Linked DNA regions of Homo sapiens: region 2 is linked to region 1. A link is a loop called in an ENCODE intact Hi-C map of the cell type or tissue named here. Cell type or tissue: B cell. All regions are shown on one strand. Links, peaks and the distances in the headings refer to the core of each region. The heading gives the core; the rest is flanking DNA.

What was found. A loop is a pair of places that touch in the nucleus more often than their neighbours do. Peaks named below come from ENCODE experiments on the same cell type or tissue, not always from the same donor. Only the 100,000 strongest peaks of a DNase experiment are listed, where the experiment ranks them.
Region 2: a loop joins it to region 1, with 22 times the contacts of the local background. A loop is called at or near these places in 107 of 110 quality-filtered maps.

Annotation. Positions count from the first base shown.
Region 1 is chr20:37,532,198-37,537,569 of GRCh38, forward strand. No RefSeq gene overlaps it. Among named protein-coding and RNA genes, the nearest start is that of BLCAP, 7.0 kb to the left of the region's middle. In B cell, for the core only: CTCF peaks have their summits at 2,387 (motif pointing left) and 2,597; a DNase peak (open chromatin) is centred at 2,444; H3K27ac peaks cover 324 bases.
Region 2 is chr20:37,267,624-37,272,995 of GRCh38, forward strand. No RefSeq gene overlaps it. Among named protein-coding and RNA genes, the nearest start is that of GHRH, 8.5 kb to the left of the region's middle. RefSeq lists enhancers at 254-800, 801-1,348, 2,862-2,931. In B cell, for the core only: CTCF peaks have their summits at 2,234 (motif pointing right) and 2,434; DNase peaks (open chromatin) are centred at 2,238 and 3,078; H3K27ac peaks cover 1,235 bases.

The DNA.
Region 1 (5,372 bases), core at 121-5,120:
GCTCCCACCCACCAGACACCTGGAGTCACCCATGACTCCTGCTCCCTCTTGCTCCATACTCCTCAACTCTTGCCCATTGCTCCTGAATTTCCTTTAGGCCTTTTCTGTCCCCACTGCCAAAGTTTGGTCCAGGCCACCATCCCTTCTCCCCTGAACCCTGCAGCAACCTCCTCACTGGTCTCTCTGCTGCCTGTCTCACCCAGAACCTTCATCTTCCACCCAGGATGATTTTTTCTTTTTTTTTTTTGAGACGGAGTCTTACTTTGTAGCCCAGGCTGGAGTGCAGTGGTGCGATCTCAGCTCACTGTGACCTCTGCCTCCCAGGTTCAAACGATCCTCCCACCTCAGCTTCCCCAAGTAGCTGGGAGTTCAGGTGCACACCACCAAGCCCAGCTAATTTTTGTATTTTTAGTAGAGGTGGGTTTCACCATGTTGGACGGGCTGGTCTCAAACTCCTGACCTCAGGTGATCAGCCTGCCTGGCCTCCCAAAGTGCTGGGATTACAGGAATGAGCCACCATGCCTGGCCCAGGATGATCTTTGTAAAATGACCTTGTCACTCTTCTTGAGGTGGTGTCCCCTGTCCCCTGTCCTCATCTGTCAAGATCTTCCCCAGTCTTTAAAGGCCCAGATCAAATGCCACCTCCTCCATGAAGCCTTTGCATTCATTCATCAAATATTTTTTGGTTACCTAAAATGTGCCAGGCACTGTGCTAGGCATGGAAGATAGAAAAGAGAATAAGAGCTGGGCACAGTGGCTCGTGCTTGTAATCCCAACACTTTGGGAGGCCGAGGCAGGTGAATCACTTGAGCTCAGGAGTTTGAGACCAGCCTGGGTGACATGGTGAAACCTTGTCTCTACAAAAAATAAAAATAAAAAAATTAGCTGGGCGTGGTGGTGCGCATCTGTGGTCCTAGCTACTTGGGAGGCTGAAGTGGGAGGATTGCTTGAGTCCGGGAAGTTGAGGCTGCAAGTGAGTCATGATCATGGCACTGCACTCTGGGTGCAGTGCCTGGTGACAATGCCTGGGTGACAGAGGGAGACCCTATCTCAAAAAAAAAAAAAAGAATATATATATGTTTTCTAAAAAGACACTACAGACAGTCTGGAGAGATGGGCAATTATGCAATGCCAATGCATGTGCATTTTCTGTCTGTTAACCCCCATGAGACCGTGAGCTCTTGGAGGGCAGGGTTCATTTTGGGTCTGGTAGGAAGGAAGAGGCAGTAACTGTTGAATGAATAAGTGAATGATTGAAAGGCTAGACCGAGCTCCTCCCTTTGTCATGTATCCTCCAAGTCTCTGATTCAGCTGGTAACCAGGTCTATGGAATTCAGTTGGGACTGGATGGCAAATTTGGGGCTAAATGATAAAGAATCAGGAAATGGTTATGTTATGAATAGAACAATGTTTTGTGAAATCACAATACTTACTTTCCTATACATCAGTCTGCTTGACAATTACTTTAAAAAAAATCAACATTATCTCCTTACCAATACTTATATATTCAGGAAATTCTACCTGTAATGGAACAATAGTTAAATGTTAAAGCACTAAAGAAGCTATGTGATATCAAAAGATTTTAAAAGGGATAAAAAACATTATTACCAAGGTGACCAGAGAATGGAGTAAGCTCCAGGATGGCGCAGACTGCAGCCAGAATGCAAGGGTTCATTTCCATTCTACATTTACTGGCTGTATGTCATTGAGCAAGTTAATAAACCTCTCTGTCCCTCAGTTTCTCCATCTGTGAAATGGGGACACATTTGACTCTACCTCATGTGATCATTTGTGGGAATTCAATGAGTTTGTGTTATAAAATGCTTAGAATAACACTGGTTGGCCGGGTGCAGTGGCTCACACCTGTAATCCCAGCACTTTGGGAGGCCAGAGCAGGTGGATTACCTAAGGTCAGGAGTTCGAGACCAGCCTGGCCAATATGGTGAAACCCCGTCTCTACTAAAAATACAAAAATTAGCTGGGTGTGGTGATGCACGCCTGTAATCCCAGCTACTAGGGAGGCTGAGGCAGGAGAATCACTTGAATCCAGGAGGCAGAGGTTGCAGTGAGCAGAGATCACGCCATTGCATTCCAGCCTGGGCAACAAGAACAAAACTCCATCTCAAAAAATAAAAGACTAGCACGGGTTACATAGTTAGTACCCTTAATTACCTATTGTTACAAATATGTAAAATTATCCTGGGGACTGGAGGCACTGTGGGAGCCCTGGCAGGGAGGGCCTCTCCCCACCATGGCTTTTAAGGTGTCAGGACAACTGGGTTTAAATCCCTGACCTACTTTCCTGACCTTGGGAAATGTTCCCAACTCTAAGGCCCTTTTGTTCCACACTTCTCAGGGCTTTCTCAGATGGGAAGCAAGTATGCTATTTTAGCCAGGTCTGTGGTGACACCTAATGGTAAAATGGGGAACTGCCTGATCTTACTAAACTTCCATCAACCTATTAATAGTACAAGCAATAACTATATATCACGCTCTTACCATGTGCCAGAAACTGAAAGCTGTGTGAACTGTCTTAGTTCACAGCTTAGGCTGACTGATTTAACCAATCAGCAAGTCCTGACAGCCCTGCCTCCAAAATAAGTCACAACCTAGCCCATCTTCTTATATCACCACTGCCTCCATGCTTGACCAAGCCACCACCACCCAGACACCAGCCTCCACCTCCCCATCACCTCTTCCCACTTCTTCTCTTGCTCTCCAGTCCATCTAAATCCTAAAGAAATGGGAGGGTCAGTGGGAGGTTTTAAAGAGGAAAGTGATCTGATCTGACTTGCTTTTTTTTTGAGACTGAGTCTCGCTCTCGTTGCCCAGGCTGGAGTGCAATGGTGCAATCTCGGCTCACTGCAACCTCCACCTCCCGGGTTCAAGCGATTCTACTGCCTCAACCTCATGAATAGCTGGGATTATAGGTGCCTGCCACCATGCCCAGCTAATTTTTTGTATTTTTTTAGTAGAGACGGGGTTTCCCCATGTTGGCCAGAATTCAGGCTGGTCTCAAACTCCTGACCTCAGGTGATCCACCCACCTCGGCCTCCCAAAGTGCTGGGATTACAGACGTGAGCCACCGTTCCTGGCCACGACTTCCATTTTTAAAAGATCACTGTAGCTGATGTAAATGGATTGGAGAGCGAGAGAGGAAGTGGGGAGGTGGTGGGGAGGTGGAGGCAGGTCTGGGTGGTGGTAGCCTGGTTAAGCATGAAGGCAGTGGTGATACAGGAAAGTAGGCTAGTTTGTGACTTTCTTTGGAGGCAGGGCTGTCAGGACTTGCTGATGGGTTAAATTGTTCAGTAGGTAGTTAGTCAGACATGGTCAGGGCAGGAGAGCTCTTCCCCCTGCCTCCCCACCCACCAGGATTCTCAGGCGACCATCAGGTGATGGTCAGGTGGTTGTTAAAACTGTCTCTCTAAAATAATAATTGGTTGCAGCTGGCGTCAGAAAAGGTGGTAGACTGAAACACCTGAAACTGGTGATCAGCAGCTTCCTGATAAGATCACAGGAGTTGGGTGAGTGGGCTCAAGAATGCGCACTATGAGGCAAAATGGTGGGGTTTAAGTGGTATGTGGCCTTCTAGGAACACTCGAATGGTAAGGGAAGAATGCCTCAAGTGAGCATGTGTACAACTGCAGTAAACACACTGCGCATGCGGCCCGTCCCAAGTGTGGGCAGGCCCCTGTGCATGCAGACAGCCCACCCCAAGGGAAGAATCAGGGGAGAAGTAACGCAACTCCAGAAGCATGCCAACGTATAAGACCCCAAGTCAAAGGTCAAACCACACACTTGACTCTCTCAAGTCGCCAGCTTGGCCCCCTTCCAAGTGTACTTTACTTCCTTTCATTCCTGCTCTAAAGCTTTTTAATAACCTGAAACCACCTTTGCAAAATTATGACTGAGACAGTGAAAGAGATCCAATTTAACAGACTCTTGCTTCGAACCTCCAAGCTGTCCTTGTTCATTCCTGGGTGTAGGCCGAACGAACTTTGGGAGAAACTTAGTTTATGGTTTATAGTTTAAACAAAGACGGTACCAGCCCTTTCCCAAAGCAGACTTCCTTCTTGCCTGGAGACTAGATTGCCTTTGTAGGACTAATATTAGCCACAAGATTAGAAATTATGGTTTAGGAGTCATGCAGCTGGAGGCTCAAGATTCTGAACTCTTGAGATCAATGCTTGAGATATTTTGCAGACCCTGCACTTGATGGATCAGCTGGCCCCACTCAAATCAATAAACTGGCTCATCTGATCTTGTGGCCCCCACCCAGGAACTGACTGAACCCAAGAAGACAGCTCCGACTCCCTATGATTTCATCTCTGACCAATCAGCACTCTTGGCTCACTGGCTTCCCCCACCTATCAAGCTATCCTTAAAAACTGCTCCCCAAATGCTCGGGGAGACTGATTTGAGTAATAATAAAACTCCGGTCTCCCGCACAGCTGGCTCCGTGTGAATTACTTTCTCAATTTCAATTCCTGTGTCTTGATATCGGTTCTGTATAGGCAGCAGGCAAGGTGAACCCCTTGGGCAGTTACAAAACTTTCACTCCTGCTCTGGAAACTTGCCTTGGTTTCTCACTTATGCCACCTGGATTGAGTTCTGTCTTCTGAGGAGGCAAGAACTGAAGTTGCTGCAGACCCATATGGATTCACCACCAGTAACAAAACCAATCCATTGCTCCTCTCCTTGGCCTGTAAGACCCTGTGTGATATGACCATGACCCAAGTTGCTCCCTTCTCATTCTCAGAGGTTCAGTCACACTGACCTGCTCTTTTGGTCTCTGCAACAGACATGATGGCTTACGTCTGTGCTCACTCAGATTCCTTTATCTTTGATGGGTTAAGGAGAGGACTCAAGGATCAATCTTGGAATTTTGGCTTGAAAAATAGATGGATTTACTGAAATGAGTAAAACCTAGGGAAGAGCAGATTTAGGCAGACTATCTTGAGTTCAGTTGCCCAGAGGATGGAGAATCCTTTTTGTTCTGTTTGTCTCAGATTATCCCAGGAGATTGCCCCTGACACAGGAATGGGAGGCGGTAATAGGTGTCAGTGTTGCTCAAAGAGACCCCTGGGCTTCTGCTGCCCTGGCCATTGTATGGGATAGTGCCAATGACTCTTTCTGAAGAGTCAACAAAAGAATAACAGAAATCAGAGTGCTTTTCAATACTTATTGCTCAAGAGGATACTTTTGATTATTTCTTGGAGAAGCCAGATGGGCCCACAGATGCATTAGAATAGGAACTTCTTTCTGGCAAATGAGTCCATTGAGGTGGAAATTTATTTGAAAGACTCAGGTTAATGTGATTCCCACAAAAGTGTGTAGGAAATGTGGCCCCAAATTCCTACCTAAAATATTAA
Region 2 (5,372 bases), core at 147-5,146, 260 kb before region 1:
GTGTCTTGGCAAATGGTAGCAGTTATTGTAGTTTTTCAGAGCTGAGCTCTGAAAAAACGGGCTGCTTGGTGGCAGCCTGGTGGCGGGGAGGGCTGGGAGCCATCTTGGTGACAGGCTTTATTTGCAGTAAATTCTCAAACCCACTGAGAAAGAGCATAGTGGGGCGGGGGGTGGGGGAGGATGGGGAGCCAGAAAGAACCCGGAGAATGAAAACCCAGCCCCTTCCACCGATTCCCACCGCCGCCTTGTCCTTGTCCTCTGAGTGATGATGAGAACGCCTCGGTGGCCGCCCAGCTCACTTTCCCAGGACGTGTTTTAACCCAGCGTTAATTAGTGATTGTGGCTGCATCTAGGGCTGGGGGCTTGAGCTGAAGAAAGAAAGTACCCCAGAGAAAGGCAGACTTTAAAAGGCCCCAAAAGGCTGGGGCAGTGAGGCTCTGTGGAGAGGGAGACAAGCCGTGCATTTGTGTTGCAAATTTCCAGTGTGTGCAAGCCAGCCATTCAATGAGGGCGATGCTACTGGCAGCCGGCATGGGGGTGGGGAGGGAAAGGAAGTCCACAAAGGGGGCCTGTCTGAGGACCTCAGACCCTGCTTTGTAAAAGCTGCTTTCATCCCCCTCCCTGGTTGATGGCAGTGTTCCCAGTCCAAGGCCACTGTGCAAGGATCCAGAGGCCTGGACCCCAGACTCCCAGATTCTCTTGACCCTCCCCACTTGCCCTTCTAGGCCTGTTTTTGTGGCATCAGCAGCAGCAGGTGTCTGAGTGCTCCAGGGTACTGTGTCAGAGGAGACCAGGTTTAAGTGGTGTGGGCTTGCTAGGTGGCTTCAGGCAAAGTCACTTAACCTCCCTGAGTGTCAGTTTCCTCTTCTGTAAAATGGAGATGATGTGGTCCTTTCCCCTGCTTCACAGGGTCCTACCCAAACAGAAGGGCCTGTGATTGGATGGCAGCTCAGAGCTTCATTTCTTTCTCAAAAAGTCTGCATCTGGGAAAGTCATTAGAAGAGCTCTTTTAATGAAGAGATGAGGTTGATTGTACTTAGCAAATCAATGAAGCAACTCTGGGTTCCTTGGAAATGTTACTCCCACGAGTATTTTAATTTTTTTTTTCTTTTGAGATGGAGTTTAGCTCTTGTTGCCCAGGCTGGAGTGCAATGGCATGATCTCAGCTCACAGCAACCTCCACCTCCCGAGTTCAAGCGATTCTCCTGCCTCAGCCTCCCCAGTAGCTGGGATTGCAGGCGTGCACCACCATGCCAGACTAATTTTGTGTTTTTAGTAGAGATGGGATTTCACCATGTTGGCCAGGCTGGTCTCGAACTCCCAACCTCAGGTGATCCACCCACCTCAGCCTCCCAAAGTGCTGGGATTACAGGCGTGAGCCACCGCACCCGGCACTAATTTTTTTTTTTTTTAAGACAGTCTCGTTCTGTCACCCAGGCTGGAGTGCAGTGGCGCGATCTCTGCCCACTGTAACCTCCGCCTTCCAGGTTCAAGCAATTATCCTGCCTCAGCCTCCCAAGTAGCTGAGACTATGGGCACAAGCCACCATGCCCAGCTAATTTTTGTATTTTTAGTAGAGACAGGGTTTCACCATGTTGGCCAGGCTGGTCTTGAACTCCTGACCTCAAGTGATTTGCCTGCCTCGGCCTCCCAAAGCGCTGGGATTACAGGCGTGAGCCACTGCACCTGGCCCATGAGTATTTTAAACATTCACCTTGCTTGGAATCTTTGGGCCTGCCACAAGTCAATTAGGCACACTAACCAGGTTGTTTTTTGAGTTGGTAGACTTGGTGCAGGTGCCACGCCTGCTGCATAGGAGGCTGTCCCCAGCTGATCCTCGGGTAACCTTTCCCTGGTGAAGATATGACCATACTTCAAAAGCCCCCTTGGAGGCCATCTCTTCAAGAAGCATCCTCCCTCCCTGGCCTTGCCTGTGGTTGAGTGATTTTATAATTTTATATGCAGAAAATTGTCTCCTTTCCTGAGACCCTTGGGATGCCTGGGACCAAATCTTTGAGCCCTCTAAAGCTTTCTAATCAAAGTGTGGTCCATAGACCAGCAGTATTGACAGCACCTGGGGGCTTGTTAGGAATGCAGAATGTCAGGCTCCACTCTGGACCAATTGAATCAAAGGCTAAAATCTGTGAGGATTCTAAAGGCATTAGGCACCCTGGTGTCTAAATGCCCGGGATTCTGATCAGGTAGGAGGGCCATGGCCTCAGACAGCCGGGAGATGTCGCTGTTCCCCAGTCATTGGAGTTGTCAGGTTTTGCTACCAAATGCCAGAGGCCCCGCCTGTGGGGCTTTGTTCGCTGTGAAATCCCAGGACTACGAAAGGGTCAGGTCAAGTTTGTCATGCCACCTTTTCATCGGCCACTCAACCTGCGCCTCCTCCCATCTTTCCCTGACCGTTGCTGCCCTGGGTTCTCAGCTATGTTTCCAGATAGGGAAGACTGTGTGATCCCCAAGCCCAGCCCTGCCCCAAGCCCAGCCCTGCCCCAGGATCTCAGGAGAAAGCCCACAGGAGAAAGGGCATCTGGCCAGGCGCAATGGCTCATGCCTATAATACCAGCACTTTGGGAGGTTGAGGTGGGTGGATCACTTGAGGCCAGGAGTTCAAGACCGACCTCGGCGACATGGTGAAACCCCATCTCTACGAAAAATACAAAAATTAGCTGAGCTTGGTGGCATGCGCCTGTAATCCCAGCTACGTGGGAGGCTAAAGCAGAAGAATCACTTGAACTTGGGAGGCGGAGTTTGCAGTAAGCCGAGATCATGCCACTGCACTCCAGTTAGGACAACAGAGCAAGACTCTGTCTCAAAAAAAAAAAAAAAAGGAAGTGCATCCTACAGAGTCTCCCTCAGCCTGGCTCATCAGGCAAGAAGAGCTCAGACCAGCAAGGAGGGGGTGTCTACAGGGAGGACCGCCCTCGCTTGGAATCTCTGAGTTGGGGGATCTTAGTGACAACAGGACCTGCAGACACAGTGAGAAGAATTCCCATGATTTGAGTGTCCACAGGCAAAAGTCAAGGCCTGCTTGGGACTTCAGCTTCCAGTTTCTACTTCCCATGTCAGAGCCAGGTTATCTCACGGTCTTACTTCCCCTCTGTGGTTACAGTGCAGTTAAAGGAACCCTAATAGCCTCGACTGCAGCAAACTCAGGTTTGAGTCAGGGCCAAACGGCCCTCACTCCAGACTAGAAGCAGAGTCATTGGGGTTTCCCTCTAGGGTCTGGAGCTCCCACTCTCTGGGCCTTTCCCACCCTGCCTGGTTTAGTCCCTGAACACCCAGGCCACAGAGCAGAAGGAAGAGCAGCCTCCACACCCAGGCCCCCAGCTCCTGACTCCCCAGTGGCTGGGCCCTGTTGAAGCTGGAACCTCTTCTAAGGCCCAGAACCTGGAATCCATGGCTGAGTGAGACCTGGCTCCCTGCCTAGCTCCTGTCCCCCTGGGGTCAGCCCCAGTCACCACCACCCAATGACTCACGGAGTCTAGCTGTCCTGGATTTCCGCAGTCTAGCAGTAACATCTACATGCCAGTCACGTAACATACGTGATCTCATCTCATTCAACAACCTTGAGCCTTAGGAACACATAGTGCTCTCATTTCATGGTGGAAGAAGCTGAGTCTTGGAGATATTGGGTAACTCGTCCAATCTCATACAGACGGTACATGGAGAGGCCGGGGTTAGGAGTGGGGCTTGCCTGCCTCCAGACAAGCTCGCCTGCCCCGGAACAGTGCTATCCCTGACCCTGCCTCAGCAGCCCAGGGCTAATTTCTGCCAGCTTGATTTCCCATGGATTGGTATCAGCAGGGTCCATGTGGGTCCTGCGAGGTGGAGTGATAAAGGTGACAAGTGAGGACACTGCAATGGAAGATGGCACTGCACTTTACATTTGCACTTGTCATGGTGATAGTGACATTTCTGATTAACATCAGAACTTTGGTCTGCTGATTTCACCCGTGAACTTGGAGCCAGAAGTCCCAGGATCCATCTGATCTCTGACCCAATTGCCACGTCCTTCAGGTGAGAGATGGTCCCAGGCATGCACAAACATTCCAGGATATTAATTGATGATGAAAAGTCATCATTAATTTATTGGCATATTTTGTCTTTTATTCCTGCCTCCTTCCATCCTTTGATAATTTATCCATCAGATATCGATGTAATAATACCCATCAGGTGCTAAGTGCTGTGTTTGGTGTCCAGGAGCCAAGGAAGTGTAAAGCACAATTCAAATGAACTGATATTTATCAAGTGCCGCTATGTGCCATTCACCGAGTTGGGGGCTCCAGGCATTCTGTGGACTTGCTTTGGTGCAATTTTCATCCTAGCTAGACAAGTGGGCAAACAGATAATTACACAGTGTGATATACACAGTCTATAATCGAGGTGCATACAAGGAGCTGTGGGAGCAGAGTGGGTGTGGCCTTCACCCTGCTAAGGAGCAGGAAAGGCTTTGCCTAGGATGTAACTTTTTTTTGGGAGGGGGGCACAAGCTCTCACTCTGTCGCACAGACTGGAGTGCAGTGGCACGATCTTGGCTCACTGCAAGCTCCGCCTCCCGGGCTCAAGCGATTCTCCTGCCTCAGCCTCCGGAGTAGTGGATTACAGGTGCGCGTCACTACCGCCCGGCTAATTTTTGTATTTTTAGCAGAGATGGGGTTTCACCATGTTGGCCAGGCTGGTCTTGAATGCCTGACCTCAAATAATCCACCCCCCTCAGCCTCCCAAAGTGTTGGGATTACAGGTGTGAGCCACCTCGTCTGGCTCCTTTTTTTTGGAAACAAGGTCTCACTCTGTCACCCAGGCTGGAGTGCAGTGGCATGATCTGGGCTCACTGCAACCTCTGCCTCCTGGGCTTGGGTGATTCCCCCACCTCAGCCTCCTGAGTAGCTGGGGCTACAGGCACGTGCCACCATGCCAGGCTACTTTTGTATTTTTTGCAGAAACGGGGTTCCTCCATGTTGCCCAGGCTGGTCTAGAACCTGTGGGGTCAAGCAATCCACCTGCCTCAGCCACCCAAAGTGCCGGGATTATAGACGTGAGTCACTGTGCCCGGCCAGGATGTGACTTTTAAGCTGGATCTTGAAGAAAGAGGAAAAATTAATCCAGCCTGAGCAAAGGCTTGGAGGCCTGGTTAGTGAACAACAAATTATTTGGTGTGGCTGGAGTGAGGGTCCTCACATCTTTCTGGGCTTCGGACCTGGACCCCAGATTCAGTTGTCCAGGGTAGGGCCCAGGGTTCTGAATTTTTAACTAGGGCCTCAAGTGATTCTGGTACAGGTGCGAGGTCCCACAGACTGGGAAACTCGGGCCTGTGGCTTCAGCGGCAAGAAATGTGGATGAATCTGGAACAATGCATTAGGGCC